2 separate regions of the Homo sapiens genome follow, and region 1 is linked to region 2. The links are chromatin loops, found by intact Hi-C in ENCODE. Cell type or tissue: K562. All regions are shown on one strand. Links, peaks and the distances in the headings refer to the core of each region. The heading gives the core; the rest is flanking DNA.

Region 1 (5,269 bases), core at 839-4,838, 360 kb after region 2:
CAGCTCCCCAGTGGCAGGTTGAACACACTGGACCACTTCCCTTGTGGGAGAAGCAGAGCCTCGTTTTTATCGGGATAGATGTTAACTCTGAACATGAATGTGCTTTCTCTGTACATAATGCTTCTGCCAAAACTATCATCTGTGGACTTACAGAATGCCTTGTCCATCATCATGGCATTCCATACAGCATTGGTTTGATTGTGGGATTAAATTCACAGCAAATAAACTGTGGCAATGGGTCCACACTCTGGAATTCACTGGTCCTACCATATTGTCCATTTTGAGTAGCCGGCTTGAAGGAATGGTAGGATGACCTTTTGAAGACTTACCCAAGTACCAGCTAGCAGGCAATACCTTGCAGGGCTGGAGCAATATCCTTTAGGAAGCTATACATACTCTAAATCAGCACTCAGTGTATGGTGCTCTCTCTCCCATAACTAGAATCCAAGGATCCAGGAATGAAGGGGTAGAAATGGGAATTGTATCACTCATTATTACCTTTAGTGATCCACTAGAAAAATTTCTGCTTCCCATCCTCATGACCTTATGCTGTGTTGGCTCAGAGGTCTTGGTTCCAAAGGAAGAAATGTATCCACCCAGCGACACAACAATGTTTCTACTGAACTGGAAGGTACCACTGCCCATCACTACTTTGGGCTCCTCTTGCTCTGAATCAGCAGGCAAAGAAGGGAGTTACTGTATGGATGGGGTGACTGATCCTGGCTACTAAGAAGGAAATTGGTATGCTACTATATTATATAGAGATAATGAAGAACATGTCTGGAATATGACAGACCCATTAGGGCAGCTCTGAGTACCACCTTGTTTTGTTATTAAAGTCCATGTAAAACCACAGCTCTATCAAGCAGGACTGTAATGCCCCAGATCTTTCAGGAATGAAGGTTTGGGTTTCCCCACTAGGCACAGATGATGACCAACTGAGGTACTAGTTGAGGGAAAATGGAAAATGGATTGAGGAGTGAAAGATGGTAGTTATAAATACTACCATGATCGCAGAATCAGTTACAGAAGTGAAGACTATCATTTTAATGAATATTTCTTATTTTGTCATGAACAAATTTGTGTGTTTCAAAAATTTTTGTTTTCTTTCCTCTTTTGTCTCATTATCACATAACATAAAATGTATTAATAATAGGTAATTTTAAATCATGGTGTTTATATTAGAGGAGATCAAAAAGAAGAGAGAAGGCTGGGTGTGGTGGCTCACGCCTATAATCCCAGCACTTTGGGAGGCCAAGGCGGGTAGGTCACTTGAGGTCAGTAGTTTGAGAACAGCCTGGCCAATGTGATAAAACCCCGTCTCCACTAAAAACATAAAAAGTAGCCTGGTGTGGTGCTGTGCACCTATAATCCCAGCTACTTGGGATGCTGAGGCAGGAGAATCCCTTGAACTCAGGATGCGGAGGTTGCAGTGAGGTGACATTGCACCACTGCACTGCAGCCTGGACAAAGAAAAAGAAGAAGAGGAAGAGGAAGAGGAGGAGGAGGAGAAGTATAGGAGGAGGAGGAGGGGAAGGGGAAGAGGAAGACGAAGGAGAAGGAGGAGAAGAAGAAACATCACCCAAGGACTCTGCATCCTCTTCTGGAGAAAGAGTCAGTGCATTTTTGGCTATAAGGAAGATAGGTGTATCATGTTAGGAGGAAGGAGGACTTTGTTCTTACCTTTCTTTGGAAAATAAACATGATTTAAGGAAACGTGTATGGGTGACTGGATGACAAGAATGGACTGTGAGGGTTAGCTTTGTGTGTCAATGCGGCTAGGCTATAGTGTCCTCCTCATCAAAAATTATTATAGATGTTGCAGTGAATTTCTTTTCAGATATGATGAACATTTACTACCAACTGACTTTAAGTAAAGCAGACTAAACTTTATAATATGAATGAGCCTGAAACAAAAAATTGAGAAATTTTAAGAGCAGAACCAAGGTTTCCATGAAGAAGAAGAAACTCTCTGTGGACTGAAGCATCAACTACAGCCTGGGAGTTTCCAGCCTTCCCTTCCTGATGGTCTGCCCTATGGATTTCAGACTTACTGAGCCAGCTTCCAAAGTCTCATAAACCAATAAATCTCATATATATATATAAGTTCTATTTACCTGGTAGAACCCTGACTGATATATGTTTTCAGTGCTTTCCCCCCAGAGAGGTGGGAAAAAAGGTCTACTGCTCTGTAAAAAACCGAACATAATTATTATTGCTTTAAAATTCCTCATTTGATTCTTTATCATCTGACATCCCAGGTACTTACACTAATTATTTTTATTTATCTATGGAAACTCTGTAATTATGAACTGTGTTTTGAAACGCCAATAATATCTACTTAATTTCTCATTGAAATAAGGCTTTATATTTTGCTCTATTTAAAAACTGTCATATTACTTTTATCGCTTCTGTACTTTCTATTAAAAATCACATATTCTGAGAAAAAACAGAGGAATGATAAAACATTAACTAATATAAATGAGTAGGTATTGAGAGGAAGAGATGGAGGTGGTCTCTCTTTTTCTCTCTCTCTCTCTACTGTATCATTAAATTTTTTGTTATTGCCATCAGCATATATATATGTATATATATGTGTATATATGTATATATATGTGTATATATGTATATATGTGTATATATGTGTGTATATATGCATATATGTGTATATATATGTATATATATGTATATAAAATATGTTCTCTAATCTAACTGAAAAAAAAAAACTCTGTAGCACAAACCTCCTTCTGAACGTTACAACCAATCTCTGTTCTCCTTGACAGCAAATACAAGGGCCACTACCACTTCAGTTCTCTACTTCCTCATTTCACATTTTCACAACAACCCATTCTATATGGGTTCCTTTCCTGATTACTGCACCAGGACTACTCTTATTATGGATAACAGTGACATCTGTTGCCATGTTACCGCACTGCAGGTTCAGACATTTGGTGCTTGGCTAAGAATCCAATGGGGGGAAATCTACCATCTCTCAGGTAACAGTGGAATCTTATGCCCCTAAGCATATATGACTCAGTTGACCAGTCCTTTCATCTTTGAATAGATAATGTTCCTGGTGACATCACTCGTGTTTGGTTTCCCTCCCACCTCAGTGACTTCTCTTTCTCAATTTCCTTGATTGGCCCTTTTCTGACTTTTAAATATTGGTGTACCCAAGGGCCCAATTCTAGACCCCCTCACCTATTTGTGTCAATGTAGTCATCCTAGGTAATTTGTCCCTATAACTTGAAATCCCACCTGTCCATTGATGACCCCTCCCAAATCTCCATCATAATCCACAACCTCTTCTCAGAAGAAGTCCTGACTGGTATCTACCTCCCTCCTCTGCATTTCCACTTGAAAATCTAACTGAAGTATTTTATGTGGCATGACCAAAACAGAACTATCAATCTGATTCTTCCCAAGAAACTGATTGCCATGTTTTCCACATCATTTCCAATTTTAGAAAAAGTCACCACCCTCTACCTAATATCTTAAGTACCAAATATGAGTTATTCCTGATTCTTTTACTGTCATCCATCACCAAATCACATTGACTCTATGTCAGAAACATCGATCAAATCTGTGTGTTTCTTTTCTATGCACTGCTATCACGTGACTCCAATCCACCTCCATCTGGATGACTGTAATAGTCTCCTAATTCTTCTTTCTGCTTCCACTCTTGCTTTGTAGCAATCCATCTTTACAAACCTTTTTCATAGTGTAAGCATCATCATGCTCCTCCCCTGATTAACACCCTATAATAGCTGTCTATTGCACTAATAAAACAAACATTTAAAGCCTTTCTCTAGGAAAGCCTCATATTATCTGGTTCTTGCGTATTCTCTCACGTCATGTTTCTTCTCACTTATTATGATGTAACTACACTAGTAGTATTTTTATTTCTCAAACACACCAAGCTTACTCTTGTCTCACAGTCTTTGTACTAACCACTCCTCTGCCTGGAATATTTCTTCTCTTGAACTTCTGAAACCACCTTTGCAAAACTATGACCGAGACAGTGAAAGAGCTCTAATTTAATCAACTCCATCTTGCTTCTAACCTCCGAGCTGTCCTTGTTCATTTCTGGGTGTAGGCTGAACTGACTTTGGGAAAAACTTAGTTTGTAGTTTAAAACAAAGATGATAACAGCCCTTTCCCAAAGCAGACCTCCTTCTTCCCTGGGGACTAGATTGCCTTGTAGAACTAACATTAGCCACAAGATTAGAAATTATGGTTTAGGAGTCATGCAGCTGGAGGCTACAAGATTCTGACCCTCCCTAAACTGCTCCTAAGATCAGTGTTTGAGATATTTTGCAGACTCTACACTTGATGGATCAGCTGGCACCACCCAGATGGATAAACTGGCTCATCTGATCTTGTGGCCTCCACCCAGGAACTGACTCACTGCAAGAAGACAGTTTCAATTCCCTGTGATTTCATCTCTGACCCAACCAATCAACACTCTTGGCTCCCCGGCTTCCCCCCACCCACCAAGTTCTTCTTCAAAACTCTGCTCTCTGAATGGTTGGGGAGGCTGATTTGAGTAATAATGAAACTCCAGTCTCCTGCATAGCTGGCTCTGCGTGACTTACTCTTTCTCTGTTGCAATTTCCCCGCCTTGATAAATTGACTCTGTCTAGGCAGCCGGCAAGGTGAACCCATTGGGTGGTTACACTTCACATTAGCAGTTCATGTAATTCTGATTTCAGCTCACATGTCACCTCCTCAAGATATTGTTTTCTGAGCCTCTAAGATAAAGTAGCCTCTCAGTCACTCTCCATTCTAGTCCATGAAACTGTACTTATTCTCTTGATAACCTTCATTGCTGCCTTCTGTCAATCACAAAATTACCCTTTTCCCTCAATCTTTACAATCACTGATCTGAGTGCCTTTGCATTTCTCACTCTCTGTCTCTTCATCTATTGAAACAGCCTCTGCATTCACCTGCTATTCTGTGAAAGGGGAGTAGATTTCCACCGAATGATGTCTGCGCCAGTTCTGGTAGAGCTTGGTAAGCATGAGTTAGAAATTTGGAAACCACTGGAGAATGAAGAGCAGGGGAATGTCATGATTTGCTATGTTTTTAAAATTTTTATATTGACTCTGAAGCCGAATAGCAACTTTCAAAAGAGTAAATATTTTCCATTTTAATTAAGTCCAATTTATACTTTTTTCTTCTATGGATTGTGCTTTTGGTGTCGTGTCTATGAACTCCCTGCTTAGCCTTAAGTCTTCACTATTTCTTCTATGTTTTCTTCTAAAAAGT
Region 2 (5,269 bases), core at 575-4,574:
GCCTCTGCCCTGTCCTGGTTCTTTCATCCATGGCATTTTTGTTTTTTGTTTTTGAGACAAGGTCTTGCTCTGTTGCCCAGGCTGGAGTGCAGTGGTGTGATCATGGCTCAGTGCAGCCTCCATCTTCTGGGCTCAAGCGATCCTCCCACCTCAGCCTCCCAACTAGCCGGGACTATAGGCACACACCACCACGCCCAGATAATTTTTGATTTTTTTTTTTGATAATTTTTGTAGAGACAGAGGTGTTTGTTTGTTTGTTTGTTTTTGTTTTTTGAGATGGAGTTTCCCTCTTGTTGCCCAGGCTGGAGTGCAGTAGCATGATCTTGGCTCACTGCAACCTCCACCTCCGGGGTTCAAGCGATTCTCCTGCCTCAGCCTCCCAAGTAGCTGGGACTACAGACATGCGCCACCATGCCTGGCTGATTTTGTATTTTTAGAAAAGATGGGGTTTCTTCATGTTGTTCAGGCTGGTCTCGAACTCCTGACCTCAGGTGATCCACCCGCCTCAGCCTCCCAAAGAGCTGGGATTACAGGCGTGAGCCACTGCACCTTGCTGAGACAGAGTTTCACCATGTTGGCCAGGCTGGTCTTGAACTCCTGGGCTCCAGTGATCCTCCCGCCTCGGCCTCCCAAAGTGCTGGGATTACAGGTGTGCTCCACGGCCTCATCCACTGTATCAGTCGCTTGAGCTGCTGTAACAGCGTGCCCCAGACAGAGGGGCTGAAACAACAACATTGACTTCCTCACAGTTCTGGGACTAGACGTCCAAAACCAAGATGTGGTTCCTTCAGAGGCTTCTGCCTGGCTTGCAGATGCCACTTCTCCCTGTGTTCTCACACAGCTGTTCCCCTGTGGGTGTCTGTTTCCTCAACTCCTGCTCTTATAAGAACTTACAAGAACTCAAGTCATATTGGACTAGGCCCACTCTAGTCCAAATGAGTGACCTCATTTCAGCCGGCCCTCAGTATGCACAGGTCCCACATCCCGGAATTCAACCACCTGCCCATCACGGCATTTAAATACAAAACCAACAAAAGCCAACATAACCATAAAAAACAGCATGAATTAAAAATACAGCATAACAACTATTTACACCGCATTACACTGTATTAGGTGTGATAAGTAACCTGGAGATGGGAGGATGTGCAGAGGTCCCACGCAAACACTACTGTATAAGGCAGCTGAGCATTGTAGATTTTGGTATCCAAGGGGTGGGGATCCTGGAACCAATCCCCAACTAATACAGTGGAACAACTGTATCTCTTTAAAGACTGTCTGCATGTACAGCCACATTCTTAGGTACTGGAGGTTGGGACTTCAACACAGAAATTTGGTGGGGGGAGGGGGGACACAATTCAGACCCTAATATCCACCTCTCCCCATTTTTTTTTTTTTTTTTTTGAGAGAGAGTGTTGCTCTGTTGCCCAGGCTGGAGTGCAGTGGCATGATCTTGGCTCGCTGCAGCCGCTCCCTGTCTGATTCAAGCGATTCTCTTGGTGCAGGCTCACGAGTAGCTGGGACTACAGGCGCCTGCCACCACGCCTAGCTAATTTTCATATTTTTAATTTTATTTTTATCTTTTTTTTTTTTTGAGACTGGGTTGTGCTCTGTCACCCAGGCTAGAGTGCACTGGCATGATCTCAGCTCACTGCAACCTCTGCCTCTCGGGTTCAAACGATTCTGCGTCAGCCTCCCGAGTAGCTGGGATTACAGGCGCCTGCCACCATGCCCAGCTTATTTTTGTATTTTCAGTAGAGACAGGGTTTCACCGTGTTGGCCAGGCTGGTTTCGAACTCGTGATCTCAGGTGACCCTCTCACCTCGGCCTCTCAAAGTGCTGGGATTACAGGCGTGAGCCACCAAGCCCAGCTTCACCTTCCCTTTGATCCCTGCTTCCCTGTGACCTAATCTGGGCCTTCTCTGAGGACACCAGCCTCCTTCCCGCAGGGGAGCTCTTGTGGTGGGACACATCACACCTTCCTCTCCACAGAGCTCAGAAAAGGGCCTCTCCCAGGGAGGAGTGAGGGGAGGAAAGGTGCCTGGGTCCTGGTGGAGGTGGGTCCCTAAGGAGCTGATGATCTCTAGGGCCCCCAGCCTGGGCCCAGCCCCACCTCTGCCTTTGAACATTTCACACCCATGGGATCAGCCGACAGGAGCCAGGAGAGCGGCACCGTCTTCCTCCTCCCGCGGGTTTCTCCACATCGCTGCCCCCTCCCATTCCCCCCTCTTCACTTTTCTGAGTTCCTGTGGTTTCTGTGGCCTCCTCACCACGTCCCCTTCTCCAGCGAGGCCAGAGCCCCCGACGCCCCGACTTGCTCCCAGCCCTTCCTACCCAAGCCGCCCTCCCAGCCTTGGTCAGACAGGACTGGAGAGGCTGCCTGGGGCCCCGGGACTGGTTTCTGGGCAGCCTCAAGTCTGTTTTCTGGCCTGAGAAGGTTCGGGTTTTCCCTGAGCTGCTTCCCTCCAAAACCAGCTCCCTCAATACCAGCCTCCCACCCCCGCACCCGCCTCTCCTTCATTCAGCAGGGGCTAGGCGCCTGCTCTTCCTCCATAATTCCACACGGAGGGGTTTAGGAAGCCCCACCCAGGCTCCAGACCCCGGAGCTGCACGAGGGCACAAGTGGGCGCTGGAAGGAAGGGCGGGGACGGTGGGAGGTGGGGGAGGGAGAGGCGGGGGTGTCTGACAGGGGTCGGGGCAGGATCTCGCCCCGGGGGGCGCAGGTGCGGCGTGAGGACCGCGTCCTGAGGAGGGAGGGGCGAGGGCCAGGGTCCTGGAGAGGATGGAGAGCCCACGAGTGGCTGCAGCTGAGACCCCGAGGGAGCCCAGGAGGTTTTGTCGGAAGAAGGGCGATCTGGACCTTCCCTGACCAGCGTCTTTGTGTCCTTTGAGCTCCGGACCTGGTCCTGGGTTCCTCCCACCTCGGGCTGTGCTGCAGTTCAGGACGCCGCCCCCAGGGGGCGCTCCACCTTCAGAGCAGGCGGCACCGCGGAGCCTCGGGCCCCAGAGCCCGCGCTGTCCATGGTCCTGCAGAAGGGAGGCTCCCAAGGGAACGAGTCCCAGGCTCTGGACACGTTTGCAGACAGTACTCTCTAAAAAGGCTACTTTTCGCCACACATTAGAACAAGATCTCCTCCGGGGGAATCACATTAAAGCAAAAACGAAGTCACCATCGTCACTCCACTTCTCTCATCCCAAACCCACCCTCCCCAAGATATAAAGCCCTTCAAAATATTCACACTCTTTTTTTTTTTTTGACAGAGACTCGCTCTGTCGCCAGGCTGGAGTGCAGTGGTGCGATCTCGGCTCACTGCAAGCTCCGCCTCCCGGGTTCACGCCATTCTCCTGCCTCAGCCTCCCGAGTAGCTGGGACTACAGGTGCCCGCCACCACACTCGGCTAATGTTTTGTATTTTTTTTTTCTTACTAGAGATGGGGTTTCACCGTGTTGGCCAGGATGGTCTCGATCTCCTGACCTCGTGATCCGCCCGCCTTGGCCTCTCGAAGTGCTGGGATTACAGGCGTGAGCCAACGCGCCCGGCAATATTCACACTCTTTACAGCGTTATTCCCAAATGACTTCCACCCAGGCACATTAAGCATGTGATGTCCACATAAGAAAATGCGCTCCTGGGGGCTTTTCAGGTCATTCATCTTTGCTTTGTCTGGATTGGGGTCGTGTATATTTCAGGGGCTCTTAGCTGGGCCTCCGTCCTTTCCTTTTCAAGTCAGAATAACACGTTGCAGGGCAAGAAGAGTGAAATATCACTAGAGGATAGACTTGGATTCACCCTAATTTCTAGTGAAGGAAAAATTTTGCAAGTGCAACACTTTATTGTCAGATATAATAGTGACTTACTGGTGTGTGAGTGTGATATGACACTCACTTCAAGCATTAGTTTTCCAAAATAAGATTCAACTCCTTATGTCAAACCCCTAAGTTGTCTGTGATCTGACACCTGTTACATATGTGCATTTCAGATATTTTCCCCCATCTGTTAACTTTTCTTTTACTCTCCTGTTATTTACAGAACAGCAGGACTCTTGCTCCCCAAAACATGAGTTACCCATGAAATGATCCCCTACTGTGGATGGAAAAGAAGAGCCAAGAAGATAAAAATAGCCCTGGAATAAAGAGAACACTAGGTCCATCACAGGAGAGGGTGAAAGGTAAAGAGCCTTAAAAAGGCCAACCTAGGCCGGCATAGTGGCTCACGCCTGTAGTCCCAGCACTTTGGGATGCCAAGGCGGGAAGATCACCTAAGGTTAGCAGTTCGAGACCAGCCTTGCCGACATGGTGAAACCCCATCTCTACTAAATATACAAAAAAATCAGCTGGATATGGTGTCGGGCACCTGTAATCCCAGCTACTTGGGAGGCCGAGGCAGGAGAATCGCTTGAACCCAGGAAGCGGAGGTTGCAGTGAGCTGAGACAGCACCAGTGCACTCCAGGCTGGGTGACAGAGCAAGAATCCATCTCAAGAAAAAGAAAGAAAGAAAGAAAGAAAGAAAGAAAGAAAGAAAGAAAGAAAGAAAGAAAGAAAGAAGTCAACCTAAATGCAAGTGACTTTCAAGAAGAAACACCAATGCTGTTTAATGGAATATAACAAAATCAAGCAGCCAATCACATAAAAATCACAATGTCCAGTATATAGAGAGAAGAAAATCAGAAAAAAATTACATAAATATCACTTTCAATTGTCCAAATTTGACCAGAACTGTAAATTTACAGATCCAAGATACTCAACCTACTTGAAACAAGATATCACTCTCTCTCTTTCTCTTCTCTGTCTTTTTCTATCACACACACTCCTGCTCTCCACACAGAAAGGGACATAATAATCAAATAATTAAAACTCAGTGACAAACAGAAAATATTAAAATTAGTCAGTGAAAAATGCAAACTTCCAACCAAGAAGTAAAAATTAAAATTAGGCTGGGCCCAGTAGCTCACACCTGTAATCCCAGCACCTTAGGAGGCCGAGGTGGGCAGTTCACCTGAGGTCAGGAGTTTAAGACCAGCCTGGCCAACATGGTGAAACCCTGTCTCCATTAAAAATGCAAAAAAATGGCCAGGCGCAGTGGCTAACGCCTGAATCCCAGCACTTTGGGAAGCTGAGGCAGGCAGATCACGAGGTCAGGAGATCAAGACCATCCTGGCTAACATGGTGAAACCCTGTCTCTACTAAAAATAGAAAAGAATTAGCCGGGCGTGGTGGCGGGCACCTGTAGTCCCAGCTACTCAGGAGGCTGAGACAGGAGAATGGTGTGAAC

What was found. Peaks named below come from ENCODE experiments on the same cell type or tissue, not always from the same donor. Only the 100,000 strongest peaks of a DNase experiment are listed, where the experiment ranks them.
Region 1: a loop joins it to region 2, with 3 times the contacts of the local background. A loop is called at or near these places in 4 of 110 quality-filtered maps.

The regions. Positions count from the first base shown.
Region 1 is chr19:51,780,679-51,785,947 of GRCh38, forward strand. LOC105372448 (a long non-coding RNA gene) reads right to left here and starts at 2,931. Exons shown (of 3, transcript XR_936049.2): 1 at 2,742-2,931; 2 at 499-668. In K562, for the core only: a CTCF peak has its summit at 2,917; DNase peaks (open chromatin) are centred at 2,893 and 4,490.
Region 2 is chr19:51,419,148-51,424,416 of GRCh38, forward strand. No RefSeq gene overlaps it. Among named protein-coding and RNA genes, the nearest start is that of SIGLEC10, 4.1 kb to the left of the region's middle. In K562, for the core only: a CTCF peak has its summit at 2,952 (motif pointing right); a DNase peak (open chromatin) is centred at 2,994; H3K4me3 peaks cover 215 bases.